6 separate regions of the Mus musculus genome follow, and all the other regions are linked to region 4. Evidence: chromatin loops called from intact Hi-C (ENCODE). Cell type or tissue: left cerebral cortex. All regions are shown on one strand. Region 1 has its middle 46 kb from the start of Akr1c14. Region 2 has its middle 40 kb from the start of Akr1c18. Region 3 has its middle 21 kb from the start of Akr1c18. Region 4 has its middle 2.5 kb from the start of Akr1c12. Region 5 has its middle 2.5 kb from the start of Akr1c13. Region 6 holds the start of Akr1e1 (aldo-keto reductase family 1, member E1).

The links. A loop is a pair of places that touch in the nucleus more often than their neighbours do. Peaks named below come from ENCODE experiments on the same cell type or tissue, not always from the same donor. Only the 100,000 strongest peaks of a DNase experiment are listed, where the experiment ranks them.
Region 1: it touches region 4 in a loop (5-fold over the local background); 14 of 42 quality-filtered maps call a loop at or near these places.
Region 2: a loop joins it to region 4, with 5 times the contacts of the local background. A loop is called at or near these places in 18 of 42 quality-filtered maps.
Region 3: it touches region 4 in a loop (6-fold over the local background); 33 of 42 quality-filtered maps call a loop at or near these places.
Region 5: a loop joins it to region 4, with 8 times the contacts of the local background. A loop is called at or near these places in 18 of 42 quality-filtered maps.
Region 6: a loop joins it to region 4, with 5 times the contacts of the local background. A loop is called at or near these places in 4 of 42 quality-filtered maps.

The regions. Positions count from the first base shown.
Region 1 is chr13:4,011,676-4,015,675 of GRCm38, forward strand. No RefSeq gene overlaps it. Among named protein-coding and RNA genes, the nearest start is that of Akr1c14, 46 kb to the right of the region's middle. In left cerebral cortex, a CTCF peak has its summit at 2,311 (motif pointing right); no DNase peak of the experiment used is centred here.
Region 2 is chr13:4,108,222-4,112,221 of GRCm38, forward strand. No RefSeq gene overlaps it. Among named protein-coding and RNA genes, the nearest start is that of Akr1c18, 40 kb to the right of the region's middle. In left cerebral cortex, a CTCF peak has its summit at 2,467 (motif pointing right); a DNase peak (open chromatin) is centred at 2,477.
Region 3 is chr13:4,127,589-4,131,588 of GRCm38, forward strand. No RefSeq gene overlaps it. Among named protein-coding and RNA genes, the nearest start is that of Akr1c18, 21 kb to the right of the region's middle. In left cerebral cortex, a CTCF peak has its summit at 1,699 (motif pointing right); a DNase peak (open chromatin) is centred at 1,706.
Region 4 is chr13:4,279,912-4,283,911 of GRCm38, forward strand. No RefSeq gene overlaps it. Among named protein-coding and RNA genes, the nearest start is that of Akr1c12, 2.5 kb to the left of the region's middle. In left cerebral cortex, a CTCF peak has its summit at 1,771 (motif pointing left); a DNase peak (open chromatin) is centred at 1,780.
Region 5 is chr13:4,186,686-4,190,685 of GRCm38, forward strand. No RefSeq gene overlaps it. Among named protein-coding and RNA genes, the nearest start is that of Akr1c13, 2.5 kb to the right of the region's middle. In left cerebral cortex, CTCF peaks have their summits at 157 (motif pointing left) and 1,676 (motif pointing right); a DNase peak (open chromatin) is centred at 1,676.
Region 6 is chr13:4,609,118-4,613,117 of GRCm38, forward strand. It overlaps Akr1e1 (aldo-keto reductase family 1, member E1), which reads right to left and starts at 47. Exons shown (of 10, transcript NM_018859.2): 1 at 1-47. The coding sequence starts at 6. In left cerebral cortex, a CTCF peak has its summit at 2,010 (motif pointing left); DNase peaks (open chromatin) are centred at 108 and 1,994; H3K4me3 peaks cover 687 bases; H3K27ac peaks cover 347 bases.

The DNA of each region.
Region 1 (4,000 bases), 270 kb before region 4:
GGTGGTGGTATAAGCCTGTAATCCTAGCACTTGGGAGGTAAAGGGAGAAGGATCAGGTATTCAAGAGTGATTTTGAGGCCAGCCTGGTCTGTATGAGATTCTGTCTCAAAGCTAACCAATCAAGCCATCGTCATCAAATATCACAAAAGAAAACATCGAGTAATGTTATCCATCTGTGCAAGGGCTCTGACATATATGAGAGATGACTGTTGTTGAGCTTGTTGCACATCAGAGTCCTCTGTTTTGTTTTGGATGACAAAGCACCTGGAAGACAAGTACCACACAGTGCTTTGCATTTTTAGAAAGCCTCAGAGTAAGAAGCTCAGTAGAGCTGTTTTGCTCACAGCCTGCCCTGCTCATCTAGTGACTGACAAGGTGCTTAGAGATGGAGGGCATTCTAATTTTATCTGTAGTCATTGTCTGTGCCACCTGGGACAAAACACCCTGATTTGTCAGTGACATAGGCTTCAGTTTTCCTGTCTGTGACATAGGCTGGTGGGAGTAATAGTTCTTAAATGGTCAATACTTTTTTTTTTTTTAACAATTTTTTATTAGATATTTTCTTCAGTTGCCTTTCAAATGCTATCCCGAAAGTCCACTATACCCTCCCTGCAACCTGCTCCCCAACCCACCCACTCCCTCTTCCTGGACCTGGCATTCCCCTGTACTGGGGCATATAATCTTTGCAAGACCAAGGGCCTTTCCTTCCAATGATGGCTGACTAGGCCATCTTTTGCTATATATGCAGCTAGAGACATGAGCTCAGGGGGTACTGGTTAGTTCATATTGTAGTTCCTCCTACAGGGTTACAGACCCCTTCAGCTCCTTGGGTACTTTCTCTAGCTCCTCCATTGGAGGCCCTGTGTTCCATCCAATAGATGACTGTGAGCATCCACTTCTGTATTTGCCAGGCACTGGCATAGCCTCACAAGAGACAGCTATATCAGGGACATGTCAGCAAAATCTTGTTGGCATATGTAATAGTGTCTGAATTTGGTGGCTGATTATGGGATGGATTTCCTGGGTGGGGCAGTCTCTGGATGGTCCTTCCTTCTCTCTCAGCTCCAAACTTTGTCTCTGTAACTCCTTCGATGGGTATTTTGTTCCCAATTCTAAGGAGGGACGAAGTATCCACACTTTGGTCTTTCTTCTTCTTGAGTTTCATGTGTTTTGCAAATTGTATGTTGGGTATTCTAAGTTTCTGGGCTACTATCCATGTATCAGTGAGTACATATCATGTGAGTTCTTTTGTGATTGAGTTATCTCACTCAGGATGATATCCTCCAGATCCACCCATTTGCCTAAGAATTTCATAAATTCATTGTTTTTAATAGCAGAGTAGTAATCCATTGTGTAAGTGAACCACATCTAGTGGGAAAAAGACAGCATTTTCAACAAATGGTGCTGGCACAACTGGCAGTTATCACGTAGACGAATTCTAATTGATCCATTCTTATCTCCTTGTACAAAGCTCAAGTCTAAGTGGATCAAGGAACTCCACATAAAACCAGAGACACTGAAACTTATAGAGGAGAAAGTGGGGAAAAGACTCGAAGATATGGGCACAGGGGAAAAATTTCTGAAGAGAACATCAATGGCTTGTGCTGTAAGATTGAGAATCGACAAATGGGACCTCATAAAAATGCAAAGCTTCTGTAAGGCAAAAGACATTGTCAATAAGACAAAAAGGCCACCAACAGATTGGGAAAGGATTTTTACCAATCCTAAATCCGATATAGGGCTAATATCCAATATATACAAAGAACTCAAGAAGATGGACTCCAGAAAATCAAATAACCCCATTTAAAAATGGGGCACAGATCTAAACAAATAATTCTCACCTGAGGAATACCGAATGGCTGAGAAGCACCTAAAAAAATGCTCAACATCCTTAATCATCAAAACAACTCTGAGATTCCATCTCACTCCAGTCAGAATGGCTAAGATCAAAAATTCAGGTAACAGCAGATGCTGGCAAGGATGTGGAGAAAGAGGAACACTCCTCCATTGTTGGTGGGATTGCAAGCTTGTACAACCACTCTGGAAATCAGTCTGGCAGTTCCTCAGAAAATTGGATGTAGTACTACCAGAGCATCCAGCAATACCTTTACTGGGCATATACCCAGAAGATGTTCCAACTGATAATAAGAACACAAGCTCCACTATGTTCATAGCAGCCTTATTTATAATATCCAGAAGCTGGAGAGAACCCAGATGTCCCTCAACAGAGGAATAGATATAGAAAATATGGCCAATTCTTTTTTTTTTTATTTTAAACTTGTGGTGATGTAATATTGAATTTGACCACAAGATGGGACTATTATCTAAGATTTGCTGAAAGTCAGTAGGCAAAAAAAAAAAATGTTCCTGCTTCAAATTCCTTGGTTAGAGTTCTTTTGTGTTGAAATATGTAGTTCAATCCCTAAAACCAATATAAGGTGGTAAAAAAGGAGATGCCATAGAATTGTTCTTTTACTTCCACAACACACATACACACACAGACACACAGACACACACACAGCCATACACACACACACACACAAACTTCTGGGATTAAGAGAAAAACTCTACAAGTTTGCACTCACACCAGCAGTTATATTCATGGAAGTGTTTCCTTTAACTGACAAGCACACAGGAAAAGGGGATAAGAAAATGTTATTCTGTTGCCAACATTTATCAGTGCTACTTTGCCACTTTGCCAGTGGCAGAGGAAGTAAAAATACTTAAATTTTCTTTACATTGTCTAGACATTATATAGAAGACAATCATTGCCATGTTATGAAACCCATTGCTCTTCAGAAAACTCAAAGGAAGAAAATATGGAACCTAGTAGACAAAGCTTGTGAAAGTAAGTTGTGAGTGTATTTGGGGCTGTAGATTTCTGTTGTGGAGATGGAGACCACCCACCATGCACATACAGGACATTCTCTTTGTGGGAGCTGATGAGGTGTTAGATGAACACATTAGTTCAACATGTGGTTTAAACCAGGCACAACAGAAACTCTCAGTCTAAAGGAAACATTTAATTTGCCATCACTGTGTGTGTGCGAATACACATGTGTATTTATATCACTATGTGTATCTGTATACAAATGTGTGCATGTGTTTTCTTCTTTAAAAGATTTTTGATTAAAAAAAAAAAGCCTTCCGGTCGGTTCCAGCTCCACTGGGTCATCTTGAGTGTGAACTCAGTGGACAGTCCCACAGTCCCCAGAGGACTTTCCATGCAATTGTAGGATCACTGGTGAGTGGAACACAACATCTGTTCCAAACCAATTGTGATGGGCCTGTGACAGCAGGAGCAAGGACACAGGAGCCCTGCCTGACCAGTGGCTCGGGTTCCTTTTGATTGGTGCTGGTATAGCTTGGTTTTGAATACACCAGACAACCTCATGGTCCCCAGAGAAGACACCACTTCCAGGCACTGTAACACACCCAGGATCTTAGGATTCCAGGATCCCAGGATAACAGGAGCTTGGTCACATCAGGATCTCAGGGTCTCAGAGGAAGCTTGACTGCCAAGAACTCTGACACACCCAGAAACTCAGGTTCACAGGTGCCCAGAATCACAGGATCACAGAGAAAGCTGGACTCTGAAGAGTCCTGAATCAACTGGGATTATAGGAAGGACAGGCTCCAATCAGATATATTGAGGGCAGCAAGGACTTGAGATAATCAGATGGCAGGAGGCAAGCATAAGAACAGAAGCGACAGAAGCCAAGGTTACTTGGCATCATCAGAACCAAACTCCCACCATACACCACCATAACACCAGAAAAGCAAGATATGGATCTAAAGTCACTTCTCATGATGATGATGGAGGACTTTAAGAAGGAAATAAATAGCTCCCTTAAAGAAATACAGGAAAACACAGGTAAACAGCTAGAAGTCCTTAAAGAGGAAACACAAAAACCCCCTAGAGAGTTACAGGAAAACACTACCAAACAGGTGAAAGAATTGAACAAAACCATTCAGGATCTAAAAATGGAAGTAGAAACAA
Region 2 (4,000 bases), 170 kb before region 4:
GCAAAGCAAAGGATATCCATTGATAGTAGCCACAATAATTCTTTTCCTGGAGTCTTGGAAAACAAATCCATTCCTGCATCCCCTGCTGTTTTCTCTATGGCATTTGAAATAAGATTCCCCCCTTTTTTTTCTTTACTGAGCCCATATTGGGCATCACTTATAGCTTTTTTTTTGATACTTTTTGGGTTCTTCCCCTCTGCTTTTATTTATTCAGTTTTACCCCCTAACGCTAGATAGAAGAGAAACAATTGTAGAAGAATTTTAATCCAACAATATGGGTGCTCTGGCAAAGGATTTACATATCTGGTTGGAATGCAAACACACCTTTACTACACACTTTAAATCCCAACCAATGACTTCTAATTAAGGGATAGACAAAGTGATGAATCAAAGAAAGATTTGGCAGAATGAGTCAGAAATAGGATATGTCCAACTCTCATGATAACAGACAGGAAAGAGAGGCTATTAAAGTAGCAGCGAGGGAGAGAGTATTGAGTTCAGTTCACTTTGGAGCAGTTCAGTTCATGGAAGTCAGAGGTAAGTCTTTCCAAGCAGAGCAGTTCAGTCAGAAGCTGAAAGAAGCCAATTTATTTGAATAAGTCATCTTGGAAAGCAGGTTGAGCCACAACAGCTGAGTTAAACCAGCTGACCAGAGTTCAGAAAGAGCTAGAAGGAGTGAGTTTATTCAGTAGCAAGTGTTGGAAGCTGAAACACTGAAGCCCTGAGTTAGCAGAGGAAGGCTGGAAACGGAAGCCTTCAAGGTCTGGGCTAGCAGAAAATTAAATTGTATAGAGGCTAGAAGCTTCCAGGCCTAGGCCTAGGGATAGTTAGTATAGAGAAGGAAGTGCTCTGGGCTCAACCCAAGCCATGAATTTGTAAAACTTGAGTACAGCTCTCATTTCATCACTTTATCTGAGGAAATAAAAGTGATATTTACATTTACCACAATGACAGAGAGGAGAGAGGACTTAAAAAATTCCTGAATTAATTTTGTTCCTTTTATTTCTTCTTTGACCATTGCTACTAACAAACCACAACCAACCTCACTAAATGACCAACAACCACTGACCTGACTCTTGGGGCCCTCATATGTACATACCATCTGAAAAGTCCCCTGATTCCCAAATGTCACATAATCACAGAGATTATCTGTAGCTGGCAAAACCATGCCTCTGCTAGAGTATGAGGCAAATCACAGCCAGCTGTTGCAGACAGTTTGAAGGAGTCCCATATCCCCACATCTGGGATTAAAATAAAAACATGTTATTATAATATTTCTGTGTTTTTAAAGACACCCAAATTCCAGAATTCTCACTGCACTCAACAGTCACTTCCTTGGACTCAGGAAAGTGGCTCTACTGACCTCAGGAGAACCTTAATTGATTTCCATTTTGACTATGTTAATCCTACTGATCCATGAACATGGGAGATCTATCTTCTGATATCTTATCCAGTTTCTTTCCTGAATGAATAAAAGTTTTGTTATACAACTCTTTCACTTGCTTGTTCAAGTTAACCAAAGATATTTTATATTACTTTGTGACTATTGTGAAAGGTGTTGTTTCCCTGATTTCTTTTCTAGTCCATTTGTTATTTTTATATAGGAGAGCTACTGATTTTTATGAGTTAATTTTGTATCCAGCAACTTTGCTGAAAGGGTTTATTAGCTATAGGAGTTTCCTGGTCGAATTTTTCGGGCCCTTGATATATTATATAGTATAGTATGATCTGTAAATAAAAATATTTTGTCTTATTCCTTTCCAATTTATATCCCCTTGATCTCCTTTAGATTTCTTATTACTTTAGTTAAAACTTCAAGTACTATATTGAATAGAAATGGAGAGAGTGGCCAGTCTTGTATTGTTCCTGATTTTACTGGAATTGCTTTAAGTTTCTCTCCATTTAATTTGATTGTTGGCTATCTGACTGGTAAAAACTGCCATTTAGCTTAGGTATGTACCTTGTATCTATAATCACTCTAGTAGCTTTAGCAAGAAGGGGTGTTGGATTTAGTCAAAGGCCTTTTCTAAATCTATTGAGATAATAAGGTGTTTTTTTCTTCTCCCTTTCAGTTCATATTTATTTATTTATTTATTTATAAATATATAGTACATTTAATGTTAATTGTCGCTCAGTAAAGCTGTTAAAAGAGCAGCAACAACAAAGCCCCCAGGACTCAGGCCTCTCATCCCAAGAGATTTGCTACTCAAGCCCTTTATAGGGTCAGTGCCTTATTTTGTCAGTCACTGCTCTAGGCTGGCCATGTTTCTTTCTCCCAAGTGCTAGGATTATAGTTCTAATCAACACTCCTGACCTAGTATCAGCAGTTTCCAGTGGCAGTCCTGAAAGCCTTCTTCCCAGAGTCTCTCTCTCAAAGCACTAACTGGATTAGGAATAATAGGAAGCAGAGGGAGGTCTGGAAGACAATCCAAGAAGTGCTCTGAGGTGAGGGCAGTGATAGCTCTTTCCACTAGGTGGCGTCTGGACACGTCCCTTGAACAGGATTTCCAGGCAAGCTTGAGAAACCAGACATTGAGCCGCTCAAAGCATCAGAGCAGAGTCCTCTATCTAGACTGACAGCTTTGACCACTGTGGAGAAAGTCACAGAGAGTTGCTGGAGCAGAAAATAACAACTGGGAAAGAGGTCAGCAGGCCCCTGTTGCAATAATATAAGTTCCATAGGACAAAGAGCAGAGGTATTTCCTTCAGAGCCAAGTAACTCCAAGAGAGTTAATTAATGATGTTTACGAGAAGGCAGATGTCCTCAGTTTTAATGGTGAGCCGAAACCACTACATCTGGGAACCCACACAGTCCTTTCTTCCTCCATTAGGACTGCTCCTTATCTTTCTGAAAGAGTTTTTTTGTTGTTGTTGTTGTTTCTGTCATTTTATTTTATTTTATTTTTTTTCTTTTTCTATTTTAATATTTTTATTACATATTTGCCTCAATTACATTTACAATGCTATCCCAAAAGTCCCCCATACCCTCCTCCCCCCCACTTCCCTACCCACCCATTCCCATTTTTTTGGCCCTGGCGTTCCCCTGTACTGGGGCATATACAGTTTGCGTGTCCAATGGGCCTCTCTTTCCAGTGATGGCTGAGTAGGCCATCTTTTGATACATATGCAGCTAGAGTCAAGAGCTCCGGGGTACTGGTTAGTTCATAATGTTGTTCCACCTATAGGGTTGCAGATCCCTTTAGCTCCTTGGCTACTTTCTCTAGCTCCTCCATTGGGAGCCCTGTAATCCATCCAATAGCTGACTGTGAGCATCCATTTCTGTGTTTGCTAGGCCCTGGCCTAGTCTCACAAGAGACAGCTACATCTGGGTCCTTTTGATAAAATCTTGCTAGTGTATGCAATGGTGTCAGCGTTTGGATGCTGATTATGGGGTGGATCCCTGGATATGGCAATCACTAGATAGTCCATCCTTTTGTCACAGCTCCAAACTTTGTCTTAGGCCAAATGGATGGATCTGGCCCTGGGCTTTTTTGTTCATGTTGTGTGTGTTTGTGTTTGTGTTTGTGTGTGTGTGTGTGTGTGTGTACCCTCTTTAGGTTTTGCTGGTGCAAGATTATTATTTCATGTGTTTTCATGGGTGTAGATTTGAGTTTTCCTTCTAATACCTTCTGTAGGGCTGAATTTGTAGAGAGATATTGTTTAAGTTGAACTTTATTATGGAATATCTTACTTTCTCTATCTATGGTGATTGAGAGTTTTACTTGGAATAGTAGTCTGAGCTGGCATCTCTGGTTTCTTAGAATCTGCAGCATTTTTGTCCAGGCCCTCCTGTTTTTTAGAGTCTCCATGGAGAACTCAGGTATATTTTTAATAGATCTGCTTTTATGTTACTTGGTCTTTGTCCTTTGTAATTTTTAATATTTTTCTTTTTTCTATATGCTTTGTGTTTTGATTCTTATGTGCTGAAGGAGATTTCTCTTCGGGTTTGATCAATTTCATGTTCTGTATGTTTTTTACACCTTCAGAGGATCCTCCTTAT
Region 3 (4,000 bases), 150 kb before region 4:
AAAGAATAAACGTGTGATCTAATTCACATCTACTTATTTCCCATAGAGGGGTTGTTTTTAAATAGAGTAACTGGGATGCATGCATGCATGAATTTATAGAAGATACAAAAGCATGCATAAAAACAAATTTTAACTTATCTATTATTATTTAAAATGATGGTATGCAATAGGTCAATTATTAATATTCTGTAATAACCAATTTAACTGCTGTTTTGAACACGGAACAGACACTTAGGTTTTTAAGACACAATTTTTTGTTATAGATTTTCTCAAATACACGAATATATCTTACAATTCTTTATTAGCACCACAGTAGTTTTAGTAGGATGCTGAAACTGTGCTTTGAGGTGAATGCCGCCTCGGCCTTGCCCAATCTGTTGTAGGCAAGAAAGCCCAAGCAAGAGCGGTAGAGCACCCCGAGTCTTAGCAGGAAAAATACGGCTACCCTGGTCGGGACAGGTGAGGCTCATGGGGCAATGGCTTTTGCTACAAAGCTGCCTGCTTTCTGGAGGCCTCCCGTACCACTACAGCTCAGGGAAAGCTACGTGCCCTAAGGTCCCCCTCCACAGCAGCCAACAGCTAGCTGGCTCCATGTGGGCCAACGATCGGCTGGGAGGATGAGAAAAATGACTTTACAATAATGTTTTCTCTTGCCAAAGAACTGTTGTGGGCACAGCTAATATTTAATTACCATTGATTATAATTAATAAGAATTATAAAAGCTTTCTTTATTTTCTGCAAAGCCTTCTGTAGTAAACTAAAACCCTAAGTAATAAAAAGATATTGCCCCTGAATCTTTTTAGGAGCAACAGCTACTCCCCAGAACTTAAAAGCTCCTTGTGTGAGAGCAATGATTTAAAGTAAACTTCCGTTGAGAGGCATTAGCTAATAAATATTTCTACTTAGAAAACCATATACACTGGAAGATTAAAACTCTTTGCTTCTTGTATAGAAGCAATTTTGCTATGATAATATTCAAATTTACAAAAAAGGTTAGTTTAAAATGATACTGATTACCCGGATTCATCAGCTAATAAATTATGGATACTTTTTTGCTGTTTCCCTTTCTTTCCCTTTAAAGCTTGATGGTTTAGTAATTAGTAAAAATCACTTTGATACTTAACAGTGTTACAAATTTAAACAATAACATCCTTTTTGAGGTAGTCCCTGGAAGACATTCAATCATATTTGAACATGTGGAAGAAAATATACTCCACTTTTATGATAGGGAAGATGACAAACTATAAAATATAAATTTATATAAAGTAGTACATACATTCATACAATACATTTTATATTATACTAGTCTTGTCTTCAATTGGACACAATTTTCATCAAATGCATATAAAGCATTAATGATGAACTGAAGTAATATGTATACATGTATACATGCTTACAAAAATATATAGGACATTTGTTTCCCTGGACTTTGTAACTTATTACAAAATCAATATAATATATTGATGGTGAACATTCTCAGTTCACGGGGCTTGTCTGAGTTCGGATGAATGCTTGAAACGAGGGGGGTTAAGTTGCATTTTGGATATATCTGTTGTATCTACAGCAAGCATGAATTTATGATAGTAAAGCCCCCAAAGCCTCCCCACGACTCAGAATGACCAAGGGACATTAGAAGGATTGTTGTATGGGCACAGTTCCTTGAGAACAGAACAGGACCATTGTAGGAAGTATGGGCAAGCCACTAGGTGGCGATAGAAATTTCACATTGTAGGCAAGCAGCAATACTGTTTTACTACTGAAGGAAACAAATGACTCAGGTCAGTGATCTTAATACTGGTTAGCTGCGGGTGAATGTGTCAGCCCTGGAAATTTCGTGTTCACCCTTCTTACAGGGTGTGGTCTGGAGATGTCTAAAGTTTCCAGATATTTCTAGGCAAATCAGGGTTTATGTGAGAAAAGCATTTGTTTTGTAAATGTCACAGATTTGCTACAAAAAGATGAACACCATGGTTAATACAACCCACCCTGTGGAGGTTGGCACCATTATTGGCAATTAGTATAACTGGGAAATAATTATAGATCAAGGAGAGCAGAGAGCTGAGATCTATGTGGAAAGAACACTTATAATGTATAGAGCAAGATCAAGTTCAATACATATCCATCACATTTAAATGAAGCATACTATAGATGTAGTATAAAAATAGTAACAATGATGCCTTGCATCAAAAAGTCCAGCAAGATGCCCCAGTTTGATGGGCAGAAACCATGGAACAAATTCTCTCTGTACTGAAAACTGTCCATGGCCTGAATAATGTGACTGTCGAAATGCAGATTTAGGTACAGTTATGTGAAGGCTTTTTTTTAATGGATATTTTATTTATTTACATTTCAAATGTTATCCTCTTTCCTATTTTCCTCTTCACAAACCCCTATTCTATCTCCCTTCTCCCTGCTTCTATGAGGGTGCTCCCCAACCCACCCACCCACTCCCACCTCACCACCCTTGCATTCCCCTACATTGGGACATCAAACCTTCACAAGACCAAGGGCCTCTCCTACCATTGATGGCAGATAAGGCATCCTCTGCTACATCTGCAGCTGGAGCCATGGATCCCTCCATGTGGACTCTTTAGTTGGTGGTTTAGTCCATGGGAGTTCTGGGGGTTCTATTTGGTTGATATTGTTGTTCATGTGAAGGCTTCTTTAATTATCTTTGATTAGGTAGGTGATATTACTCATGTCATTAAGATGCAGAGAACAGGAGGGTCTTTCTATTTGAAAACACTTCTGTTTGTTCTGTGGCAAGTTAAAAACTAAGTGTTCTTGGGATGGTTTTATCTTGTGATATCTGGTCTTTGACTATCAGAAGTCAATGGTTTGTTCTTTCTGTATCACTTGAAGAACTTAATACCTTCGTACTTGTTATTGGACTATAAGTTTCCTGTATTGTCTTAACCCCACTGGGGATAAGGAATGCCTTTTATATCATTGTTTGACATCATATCATATGTTTAAATCATTTGACAAACATAAGACTATATGGCATACTTATTCTTTGTCAAATTTATGTGTTTGCTGTTTTGAATTTGAAAACATTTGACACGCTCCCTCTTGTTTTTGTATCTTCTCTTCTATGGAGCTGTACTAACCCAGGGCAAGGTGTAATACATGATATATAAGCACAGGAGCCCCCATGAATATGGAGGTGTAGTTTGGAGGTGTTCTAGAAAAAGTATAAGAATTTCTTTTCTGATTATTTCCTGATATGATTGACAGTTACCAAATGAAGTTTCTCATCTTTGTTCTGGATTTCTCTTAGATGCAATTTTTTAAAATTTTCTTCAATTTCTCAGAAGAGGTGGGTCTTAAAGCTTCTTAACTATGTGGTCACTTCCAAAGATACTGGGCTAGCAAAGTGAAGTTATGTCTTTTCATGGGGTCCCATAAAAGTCCATTGGGATTCCTTTCCAACAGTGTGTTGACATTGGAGCATAGAATGCCGTCTGTCCTCAGCTATATAATCTGTCCTGTAAGAAGATGGAATGACTTTTAAAATGGAAGTCGTTAGGAAGTGAGTGTGTTACACATTGATAACATCTTTGTGAACATAGAAACTTTAAAGAATATTTCTTGAAACTTATAAGGGAACATATGATGCTATGTATGTGTCTTTGAAATTTAGAACTTAATAGTTTCAAGGCCAGAGTTAGGAGGAAGATCCATTTATGGGACTGTTTGCTTGACTGTCACTTATATAATAAGTGTTTACTTATTATATGATGGTGTGCATTCCATTAAACATATATATGGAATGTGATCAAGCAAGTCAAACATTCCATTGTATACCTTATTAGAGACACAAACTCATAAAGCTCAGAGGTTGTGATGAGAAACTATAATATATGCTGCACACAGAACTGTTATAGACTTAGCAAGCCTTTAATTACCGAGTCCTCATAGGCAAGTCACATAGAATAGGCCAGAACAGTCTGGTGATAGTCTGATCACATCATTGGTATCTGATGTGTGATGTAGTGAG
Region 4 (4,000 bases):
AAAGAAGCCACAATTGAGTTCTTAAAATGATAGGGACACACTCCCCTCACAATATTTCAACCCAAAAATTGCCCTATCTACAAGAAATATCAGGACAAAGATGAAAGAGGGACTAAGGGAATGGCCAAGGAATACCCGGTGCAACTTGAGACCTATCACATGGGCAAGCACCAATCCCTGACACTATTAACGATACTCTGTTATGCTTGCAGATAGGAAGCTAGCATAATTGACCTCTGAGAGGCTTAATCTAGCATCTGAGTGAGACAGATGCAGAGGCCCACAGACAAACATTGGATGGAGCTCAGGCACTCTTGTGATTATTTGTGTGGGGGAGAATTGAGCATCCTGAAGGGGGTAGAAATCCTATATTAAGATCAACAAGGCCAACTAATCTGGACCCTTGGGGGGCTCTCAGAGATTGAACTACCAACCAAAGAGTCTGGCTAGACCTATCCCCCTCCCCCCACATATGTAGTAGTTGTTCAGCTCCATCTTCATGTGGGTCCCCCCAATAACTAGAGCAAATCTATCCCTAAAGGTTTTTTGTGGAATCTGTCCCCCCAACTGGGTTACCTTCTCTCACTTCAGTAGGAAAGGATGCACCTAGCCTTGCAAAAACTTGATGTGCCTGGGTCGGGGGATATCCAGGATACATCCACCCTCTCAGAAGCGAAAGGGAGGGGAAAGGGACTTTGCAAAGGACTGAGGGTACTGTAGTGTGGTCCAGGGGCAGAGTCAGCAGTCAAGATGTAAAGTGAATATGTAAATTATTTACTGAAAAAGAAAAACCTCATGAACTGAATTTAGTCTTCTCAGAATTTTATTTAAAAAGTAATCAACAATTAAAGTTGAAAAGTTTAAACGTTTTGAAATTTCTCCCTGCAATTTTTTCCTGAATTTTTTTATTGTCACTGATAGAATTGTGACCCTGAAATACACAGTAAAGGGGACAGCACAGAATAGTGCTTAGTGGTTGAAAAACAAATGGCAGTTACTGGATTTTTTTTCCTGCACCATGACTTAAACATTTCTGACACATTCATTTCATAGACAAGTTTAATATATTTGCTTCAAATGTTACATATTTCTGTATGTATGCTGAGTGTATCAGAAAAATGTGTCTAATCACTTGGGGATATAGTAACCAGCAATTCATGTGAGATCCAGCTTTCTATATGAGTGCTGGGATACAAACCCTGGTCCCATGAATTCATAGCAACCACTCTTAACCACTGGACCATTTCTTCAGTCCCTGATTTTAGATAACCATAAATAAGATGCTAAAATGCAGATTAATATTTATAGCTTATGTCTTTGTTCAACACTCATTAAAGAACTAAATTGAATGAGATTTAGAGTGGGAGAATAAATTTAAAGTATTGGTGAAATAGTTTTTTTATTCCATTAAGCCTAGAATGCATAGATTTCCACTAAAGCAGAACATATGGGACAGGAATACATAATAATTTTTAATGTCAAGTTGTCATTTCATGTGCATTAAATAACAGGTCAGGCTGAAATTTGTAAAACTTCATTCTTTTTCAAAGAAACAATTAATGATGATTAATAACTTTTCTGTATGCTTTCCAATATTCTAGAATTAATATCTATCAACTTGGAGTCTGAAGAAGTTGTTTACTAGGAAGTATATGAGCGGACAGAAGAGATTCCTTGGCTCTTAAGAGCATTATCTATCTTCGTGGTCTAAGCTTCCATACCAGAAACTTCTTCCTGGCTCACAAAATTCTATTATACAGGGACCTGATGCCCTCTTCTGGCTTCCATAAGTAGTACATGCATGTGGTTAACAGACACGGGCAGGCAAAATACCTATTCACATAAAAATACATCATCCTAACCCCCCCTAAAAAAAAGTCGACCTCAAATTTGTCTTGCCTAAAATAAGTGCAGGAACAGAGATAGAGCAGAGACTGAGGAAATATCCAACCTATGTCTGGCCTAGGTTGAGACTCATCCCATGGGCAAGCACCAATCCCTGACACTATTCATGATACTCTGCTATGCTTGCAGATAGAAGCCTAGTAGAGCTGTCCTCTAAGACGCTTCATCCAGCTTGGTGCTCAGGGTGTTTTGTGGAAAAGTTGTGGGGAGTATTGAGAGACTCAGAGAGGATAGGGCCTGTATAAGAAGATCAACAGGGTCAACTGACCTAAAACCTTAGTGGCTTCCAGAGACTGAACCACCAATCAGAGAGCAAGTCTGGCTGGAATCTAGACTGTGCCTACACATATATAGCAGATGTGCAGCTTGGTCTTCATGCAGGTGCCCCAACAACTGTAGCAGGGACCGTCCCTGACTGTTGCCTACCTGTGGACCCTGTTCTCCTAATTGAGCCACCTTGTCTAGCCTCAGTGGGAGAGGATGCATTTAGGCCTGCAGTGACTTCATGTGTCAGTGTGGATTAATGTACATGACGGAGCTGCTGCTTTCTCATGGGAGAAGGGGAGGAGGTAGGGGTATGCACTAAATGAGGGTAGACTGGGAGAAGGGTGTAATTTGCAATCAGTGTGTAAAGTGAATAAATAAAGTAATGAACAAAAATAAATAGATAAGTAGTAGCATTTTAAAGAACTATCAAAAAGTATCAATTATATTTCATTTGTGCCTAGCTTCCATCGTGCAGTTTATCTGTGAGATCCACTAATGTGACTGAAAGCATCTACAGTTCATTCCAATGATTGCTTAATAATGTTGCATTTGTTTACAAGTACGCCACATGTCAATTAGACCCTCCCCCGCTGATGGAAATTTAAGCTATTCCACTTTCTGCACACATAAAAATCCTTTCTTATGGTATCATGATACACCTTTTGATTGTCATGGGATAGATAGATAGATAGATAGATAGATAGATAGATAGATAGATAGATAGATAGATGATAGACTATAGTTTACTGTGGGAGTTGATATGGATATTTCATATCTCCTATAGGACCCAATCTTAAATGCCATTACCAAAAGCCCCAAATGCCACACCACATGATTCTGTGCTACCAATTCCAATGTGGTGAACGTGGAGAGTTTTAATGAATAAAGAATCAAATACTGAAAACAGGAGCAGGTCTGTCCAGGAGAGACAAGACTTCAGTGGCAATCTCTCTCCTATGGGAGCACGTGTCATGTCTGATTCACAGCCATGCTTCTCTCCTCCAAGTGCTACCAGGGTGAGAAAGGAGAGTATTACAGTTAGGATCTGAGTTGAAGCTCTTGCAGGGTCTGGCTTTTCCACTTACACTGCTTGGTAACCCCCAGCTGATCCCAACCCTTATTGGTTTGGATGATTCCTTTACTTAGGTAAGAACCTTAATGATTCTGACTCTTCCCTGTATCTTCTCAATGATCAAAAGGAACAAGTCTATGGCTGGAATGGAGTCCTATAATGTTCATGTGACATGAACATTATTATTTTTTTAATGCAGATGTTTCAAATACTTGCTTAGTACTGCATCTTTTGCAGGTTAACATGGAGAGGCTTTGGGAAGAGTGAGAAGAACTGGCATTCGGAGGAAAACATCCAGGTCACAGTACAGCCTTTGTGTTGCCGTATGACCTGACCACAGTAGTTCCTTACTGAATAATAAGAAGGTATATGCTTGTATACCTTCATTTGTATTCTTCACCTTGGAGTTAGAATAGGTTGCACAGTGCAATTCTGTTGTGAATAATGACTGTGCACCTATCCCCTACCCCCAAAATTAGTACTCTAAAGGCAGAGATAGAATGACACCTGGAGCTGGTTGGCCAATCAGCCTGGCCTCGTTTAGAGGCTCCAGGCCAGTGAGAGCTGATCAAAGAAAGGTGGATAGGGCTTAAAGAATGAAAAACATGATCTATGAGGCAGGTCCTCACAGAAGAGCACACAGGCTGAAGAAGTAACAGAGCTTCTTGGACACAGTCCCTTTGGGCCTTTATCCTCAGCCAGGAAGTGGAGCTGATCCTCAGTCCTCTATGTGCCAGTCTTGCCAGAAGAAAGCTG
Region 5 (4,000 bases), 93 kb before region 4:
CCCTAAGAATTCAGGCAAAATTATAGAGCATAAATAAATTTTTTGCCTAAGTCCAGTTTTGTTTAATATTATTTAAAGGGGGGAAATGTTACCTCCTTCCAGCCTAGCAAGGCTGGCTGTGACCATCTGCTGCATAAGCAGCGGCGCCACCTGCTGTGCTGCTCCTTTGATGTGCCACTACCTGCCTGAGGCCCAACCTGCCTGAGGCCTCTGTTCCAAGACTTTCTGGAGTTAGCACCAAACTGCGATTTACTATAAGGCTGACCTATCGACTTCAAAGGAACTTTGCTTGGCCAGGGATGGGCCTCCCCTTTTCTTTATAAAGCGTGTTTGCTGACATTAAAATGGAACCTTGAGCAGAGCCTTGTCTTGGTTCCATCCTTACCTCGTGCTGCCTAGCTCCTCTTCTCTTCCAGGTTTCCAAAATGCCTTTCCAGGCTAAAACCCAGACCTGTGATCTACTGGCCGGATACAACATCTATCTAATCTAATCTAATCTAATCTAATCTAATCTTATCTTATCTTATCCAATCTAATCTATTATCTATCAACTATCCATCTCTCATCTACCTATTATCTATCTATCTATCTATCTATCTATCTATCTATCTATCTATCTATCTATCTGTCTATCTATCTATCATCTATTCCTATTCATCTGCCCAAAGATATATCATGATACAATTAGTTCTCATATATGTGACAAGTGGAATAGCTTAAATTTCCATTAGCAGGGGAAGGTCTAAATGATATGTGTCATACATGTAAACAAATGCAACATTACTATGCAATCAACAGAATGCACTGCAGGCTCCTTTAGCCACATTAGTGGATTTCACAGATAGATATGCTATACAACAGAAGCTAGGAACAGATGAAATATAACTGATATTCTTTTATATTTCTTTAAAAATACTATAGTTTCTTTATTTTCATTAATTTATTTATTCACTTTACACCCTGATCACAACCTGCTCCCTTCTTCTACCAGTCTCCCCTCATAGAGGCCCTCCCCATATCCTTCCTTCCCTTCTCCCTTGAGAAAGTGGGAGTATCCTACCTTGGGTATCAACTCACCCTGTCACATAAAGTCACAGCAAGACTAAACACATCCTCTCCCAATGAGGTCAGACAAGGGGAACCAGATCCAAAGGCAGGCAACAGAGTTAGGATCAGCCCCCAGTCCAGCTGTTGGGAACCTGCATGAAGACCAAGCTGCACATCTGTTACATATGTGCTGGTGTCTAGGTCTGGACCAGGCTTGCTGTTTGGTTGGTGGTTCAGTCTCTGAGAGCCCCAAGTTAGTTGACTCTGTTGGTCTTCTTGTGGGGCTCTGATACCTTCTAGGTCCCTTAATCCTTCCCCCAACAAGACACCCTGAGCTCCAAGCTGGGTGGAGTCTCTCAGAGGACAGTTATGCTAGGCTTCTCTCTGCAAGTATAACAGAGTATCATGAATAGTTTCAAGGACTGGCTCTTGCTGGATTGGGTCTCAAGCTGGGTCTGTTACGGCTTGGCTGTTTCCTCAGTTTCTGCTCCATCTCTGTCCCTGAACTTCTTATAGGCACGATAAATTGTGGGTGGAAGGTTTTGTGGGTGAGTTTTTGTATTTTTATGGCATAGTTATTTTGCCTGCTTGTGCCTGTTAGCCACATGGATGTAGTTCTCATGAAGCCAGAAGAGGGCATCAGATCCCTGAATAACAGAATGTTGTCATCCAACAAGAAGTTTCTGGAAGCAAGTCTTGGTCCAATGGAAAAGGAGCTGATGCTCTTAAGAGCCAAGCAATCTCTCTGTCCTCTTTTATACTCCCTAGTAAAAAACCTTCTTCAGATTCCAAGTTGATAGACATCAATTCTAGAATATTAGAAAGCATACAGAAAAGTTATTAATCACAATAACTGTTTTTTGAAAACAATGAAAATTTATTAATTTCAACCTGACTTGTATGTAATGCACATGATATGGCCACATGACATTTAAAATTATCACGTAGTCTAGTCCCATATGTTTTGCTTTAGTGGAAATCTATGTATTTTAGGTTTAATGGAAAAAAAATATCTATCTCATCAATACTTTACTAAATTTATTCCCCTACTCTAAATCTCATAGTAACTTGATTATTTTCAATTTAGTCCTTTTATGAATGTTGAACAAGGACATAAGCTATTGATCTGCATTTTAACATATTATTTATAGTTCTAAAATCAGGGACTGGAGAAATGGTACAGTGGTTAAGAGTGGTTGCTATGAAGTCTTGGGAGCAGTGTTTGTATCCTAGCACCCATAGGATACACCTAGGACTCACATGAATGCTGGTCATTATACCCCCAAGTGATTAGACACATTCTTCTGGTACACCCAGCATATATACACAAGTACTTATTTGAAACAAATGTTGCAAACTGATCTAAGAAGTGAATGTTATAGTAGTTTTTAAGTCATGTTACATATTGCAGAAAACAAAAATCCAGTAACTGCCAGTTCTTTATCAACCACTAAGCACTATTCCATGCTGTCTCCTTTACTATATTTCAGGGTTACACTTGTGAAAATGATAATAGAAAAATACATGAAAAAATTTACAGTGAGTAATTTCAAAAAGAAGACACCAAACCCTACACTGTTGCTGCGGCCACTTGCTGACAGGAACCTGGTATGGCTGCTCCTTGGGAGGTCTGGCCTACAACTGACCAGTGCAGATGTAATGCTCGGAGCCAACCATCAGACAATTTAGGGACCCCGTGAGGAACCTGACAGAAGGACTGGAGGAGCAGGGGGGATTGCAACCCCATAGGAAAAACAACATAGGCTGGCTGGACTATCCAGTGTTCCCAGAGGCTAGACCACCAACCAAGGAATGTACAGGGAGGGATCTATGACTCCAGATACATATGTAGTAGAGGATGGACTTGCCTGACAGCAGTGGGAGGGGAGGACCTTGGTCTCAAGGAGGTTTGAAGGCCCAGCACAGGGAGTTGCTGAATCTGTAGGGTGGGAGAGGGTGGGTGGGAGAGCACCCTCATGGAGGCAAAGGGGGGGAGGAGAGGGTTGATGTGGGATGGGGGGTTTTGTGGAGGGGTAGCTGGGAAGTGAGATATCATTTGAGATGTAAATGAATGGAATGATTAATAAAAAATTTCAGTTTTAGTTGTTGATATCTTTGTTTTTAAAAAAATTCTGAGAAGACTAAATTCAGTTCATGAACTATTTTTCCATTAATTATTTATTCACTTTATATCCTGATCACTACCCACCTGCTCCCCCTTTTATACTGTCTCTACCCCTCCCATTCTCTTCTGAGAGGGTGGCGGTATCCTGGGTATCCCCCTACCTCTGGCACATCAAGTTTCTGCATTGCTAGATGTATTCTCTCCCAGGAGGCCAGACAAGGTAGCCCAGATAGGGAAACAGACTACACAGGCAACAGTTTTAAGGAACATTCCCGTTCCAGTTATTGGGACCCACATGAGACACAAGCTGTACTTCTACTATGTGTGTGTGTGTGTGTGTGTGTGTGTGTGTGTGTGTGCTAGGTTGAGTCTGAGTATGCTCTTTAGTTGATAGTTCAGTCTCTGAGAGCCCCCAAGTATCCAGTTTAGCTGACTCTCTTGGTCTTCTTATAGGGTTTCTACCCTCTTCAGGACTCTCAATCCTTCCCTCAACTCTTCCATAAGAGTCCCTGAGCTCCATCCAAAGTTTGGCTGTGGGCCTCTGCACCTGTTTTAGTCTGATGCTGGATGGAGCCTTTCAGAGGACAGTTATGCTAGCTTCCTTCCTGTCTGCAACCATAACATAACATCTTTCAGGGACTGATACTTGCCCATGGGATGGGAATCAAGTTGAGCTGGATATTCCTTGGCCATTCCCTCAGTTTCTGCTCCATCTTATCTTTGCATTTCTTGTAGACAGGGAAAATTTTGAGTCAAAGTTTTTTGGGTGGTTTGATGCCCCTATCACTTTAAGTGCTCAAGTGTGGCTTCTTTTTTCTTTATGTTTAC
Region 6 (4,000 bases), 330 kb after region 4:
TTCCATGGTTCCCCTTTGCTCAAAGGCTCAGCCTCTTCCTGCACTTTAGCGGCCAGAGAGCGTTCCAGGGACCTCAGGAAATGCCGTGATAGGCTGGAGTTCTGGCAGTTTAATTGGCTGATGGAGAGGTCGCTTGGTGCTCTGATTGGCTGAGAGCATAGTCCATCTTTCAGGGGACCTAAGCAATTGGGTTTGGTTGTGCTTTATCTCTGTCCTAAATCCTCTATGATCCTAAGAATTCCGTCTCCGAGCAACCTGCCTAAAGCCCAGATCCAGTGCTCTGTCCTTCTTGCAAACAGGCTGTGGTTCAGGATATTTCCTGGACATCAGATGTTTTAGATTGATGATCGTTTCTAGTATCCTGGAAAAAACAGGTTTGACTATATCAGCTGTCTTGAACCTTGCAATGATGATGAGTGCTACTTTGAGGTGATTGCCATTTTAGTAATAGAGGAAATATAATCTGAATATCATTTTTAAGGTGTGTCTTATGGAATTAAAAAAATCAAGATTAAAAATTAAACATCTCTGGAAGATTATTCACTGTAATAAGAACTAATAATAAGGGAGGTCATTTAAAGAGAGCAAATAGTATATAGGCAGATTTTGAGGGAGGAAAAGGAAGAGAGAAATGTAATTATAATTGCAAACAAAACAAAACAAAACAAAAACAAAAACCCAAGGGTCTTCCCACAAGATAATCCCTCAAAGGAATGCCTACAAGACTGTCTCCCAGGTGATTTTTAGGTCTTATTCAGTTGGCAATAATCCTAAAATCACAAGCTGAAACATCTAGAAGGAACCAGAAAACCAGCCCATAAACGCAAAGGTAAATAGCTATTTCGAAAATATTAGCATTACTAAGATGATTAGAAAAATTGAAGATTTGCGTGTTACAGTGCTTAGAATTTTGTATCCTTCACTATGTTTGTTAATAACTTATTAAAAACTTAGCAGAATTCAACAATTTTACAATTTCAACCCAAAGTTTTGTTTTGTTATTTTAATTTCTCTGTTGCCATATTACACATCTGTTCATTTGTTTGAGTTTTTCAAGTGCTCATGGCAGATGCACTGTGGATGTGGAAAACTCTACATCTTCTCCAGTTCTCTTTTTTTATTTATATTTTGTAAAAATGGCAAAGTTAAGCCATTAACGGTCAGACAACTATTTGTAGCTTTCGATCTTTATGCAGATTAACATGGAAGTATCCATTTGCAAGAGGATGTGTTTTCAGATGTTCAATATTATTAGTACTCTCTCTCTCTGATAAGCTTTTATTACTCATAGCGACACTTACACTTTCAGTTCATAAATCTATAGAAATATTGTCCTATCTTTAAATGATTTCTATCATTTCATAAAAGGGTAGTTTGATCTAGGGATGCCTTCTTTTTTAATGGTCATTTCAGATTTCTTAGGTAGTAATTTAGCAGAAACCAATGTTACAGATGTAAATACTTGAAAAACATACAAGCATGCTTTACAAGAAATTATTGAAACCTCAAAATTTGATGAGGTAGTTTATTTTAACACACAGAAAACTTTTGCCAGGTTCTCATGGCAGGCAGAGACAAATATATACACTAACATATACATAATGAACATATACACATGCATATGTATATGTGAATGCAAATACATCTGCTCAATTATCCATTCAATAAACAGCATATTCTGGTCAGTACAAGCAACTTAACAAGGGTAAACCGGAAATATTTGGATGCCATTAGGTTAATTTTGCATATGTATTTAATAAATGTCATTTTAGAAAACACATTTTATTCTTATATATAGGTAATTGTGAGAAAAATCAACAAATTTAAAGGGCAAGCTGGTAACTACACAGGAGACACTTCACCTAAACTTTGGAACTATTTTGCAATAATTCTTCATAATTAAGAAATACAATTGAAGACACACTAATAAGTTGTATGAAAAAACAAAATCATAAGACACATGAACTTTATAAGTTGATTCTTCCTGCCCTCTGGTGGTTGTTTCTCAAAATACAGATGTGTATGTAGGAATATATGTAGGGTGTGTATAAAACATATATAAATGATATATAATATATAAATGTATATCTAGAAATACATATATTTAGACATGTATTTATGAACACATATATGTCTATACATATGTGTATATGTGTGTTTAATTGAAATGCCATACTACCTCACACAGAGTATAACATTTCTCCCAGTTGCTAAATAAAAAGCTCAGTGACAGGTGTACCATACCTTACCTTAAGCTGTTGTTTTGGAGGTTGCAGAGACCTCTAAAATATTGCAGGTCATTGACGGTGATCTTGGATGTGGACCAGAAGAATTTGATGATATAATTCTAGTATTAAAGACATCATATATTCTGTTCATAGGAAACAGAGAAATAAAGTTGGTATTGACTAGGGAACTTCTCTGCTATCCAGATTGCATGCTGTGTGGGCTGCTGTAGGAGAAAAGTCATCAATAGGTTTTCTATCAGAAAACATTGGAGGCAAAATGATATGCTGCATGGCAAGATATGCTTGTAGACATGCATAAATGTTTTGGGCAGGTAATCAGTTCATTCTGACTAGATATGAGGACCATTCCACAGAGAAAAATGCATGCCTAGCACAATAATCATGGACAAGAATTCATGGTTGCAGAATGAACAAGCCCGGGATTAATCTACTAATATCAGCTTTCTAAATAACATTAGACTATTGTCTGAATGGTTAATCTATATAACTTTGAATGGTGCACCTCTTAGATTTTATCAGAGAGATGTCTTTGTTCTGTAGAGGGAAATCAATACAGAAACATACAATCGGTCAATGCATAGAGAACACCTCATGTTTGTGAGGTGTTCATCCACAGATGAGACAGCTATATCACAAACCTCCTCACAAGATTCAGAGGTCCCTTTAGGAGAGGTGGGTCAAAGAGTGGTAAGTTGGAGAGAACTGAAGCCAAACAATGGTTTTTTTGCACATGATATTAGCATGAGTTTGCAGCAGCAGTGGTTGCCTGCAAAAAACCTAAGCAAGAGCAAGACAATAAAAGACTCAGTGTGTAAAGCATGAGAGTCTTGAGTGCCCCACCCCTAGCTGATGAGCTATTGATAAGCAGATGACTGCTTCTAGAGGAAGGGTAGTTGGTTCTCGTTAAGTTTATAATTTCTGGTAAGTCAACCATACTCAAGTGGATGCCCCCACAGCTGTGAGTCTGTGGACATATGGACAGAGCACATTGGATTGGTGAGAGACGGGAGTAGGGGTCAGGTGGGAGTTTGGCAGGTGTGGGGAGTGGATCCAGAAGAAGTTACAGAGTGAAATTCTGGGTGAAACAATCAAAATACTTTGTATAGATGTGTGAAATTCTCAAGAAATTAATACAAATAAAATAACAACTGCATACACAGAAATCTATTATTAGAGAAAAAATGACTCCATCACAATGGACAACATTGACTGTATATAACTGAAGCAGGATACACATTATTTCATTATCTCATTAGCACATTCACTAAAGGGATAATATTCTGGACCAAATATATACATAAATGGGCTTTAGTGTATAAAATACCATATCATTTGGACTTTGAGTTACAAGTTGTTTCTCCACCTCTGAGAGGACAGAAACCAGAAGGGACAAACCTACAGCAAATGGTGGCAATTATAAGAAAGTAGGCTAAATGTTGTGAGAGAATGAGTAGGAGACGGGGAGGTGTTATGAGATATGGAAAAAGAATAGCCAACAGGGTATAATGTGTTGTAATAGTGTGGGCTGTAGGAGGCACCCACTTCTGATATCTGCATTAGACAGTTGAATGGATGAAGATTCAATCTGTCAACAATAAAAGGGTAAGACAAATGCTAGGAAAGGATTGAGGGTATTTGAGACCTGTGGCATTGTACTTAGTTTAGTTTTTGTATTGATTTTCCAAAAGAGCATTGTTTAGATCAAAGATGAAACACTTTCTAGAAAAAGAAAGAACTTAGCATCAAAATTT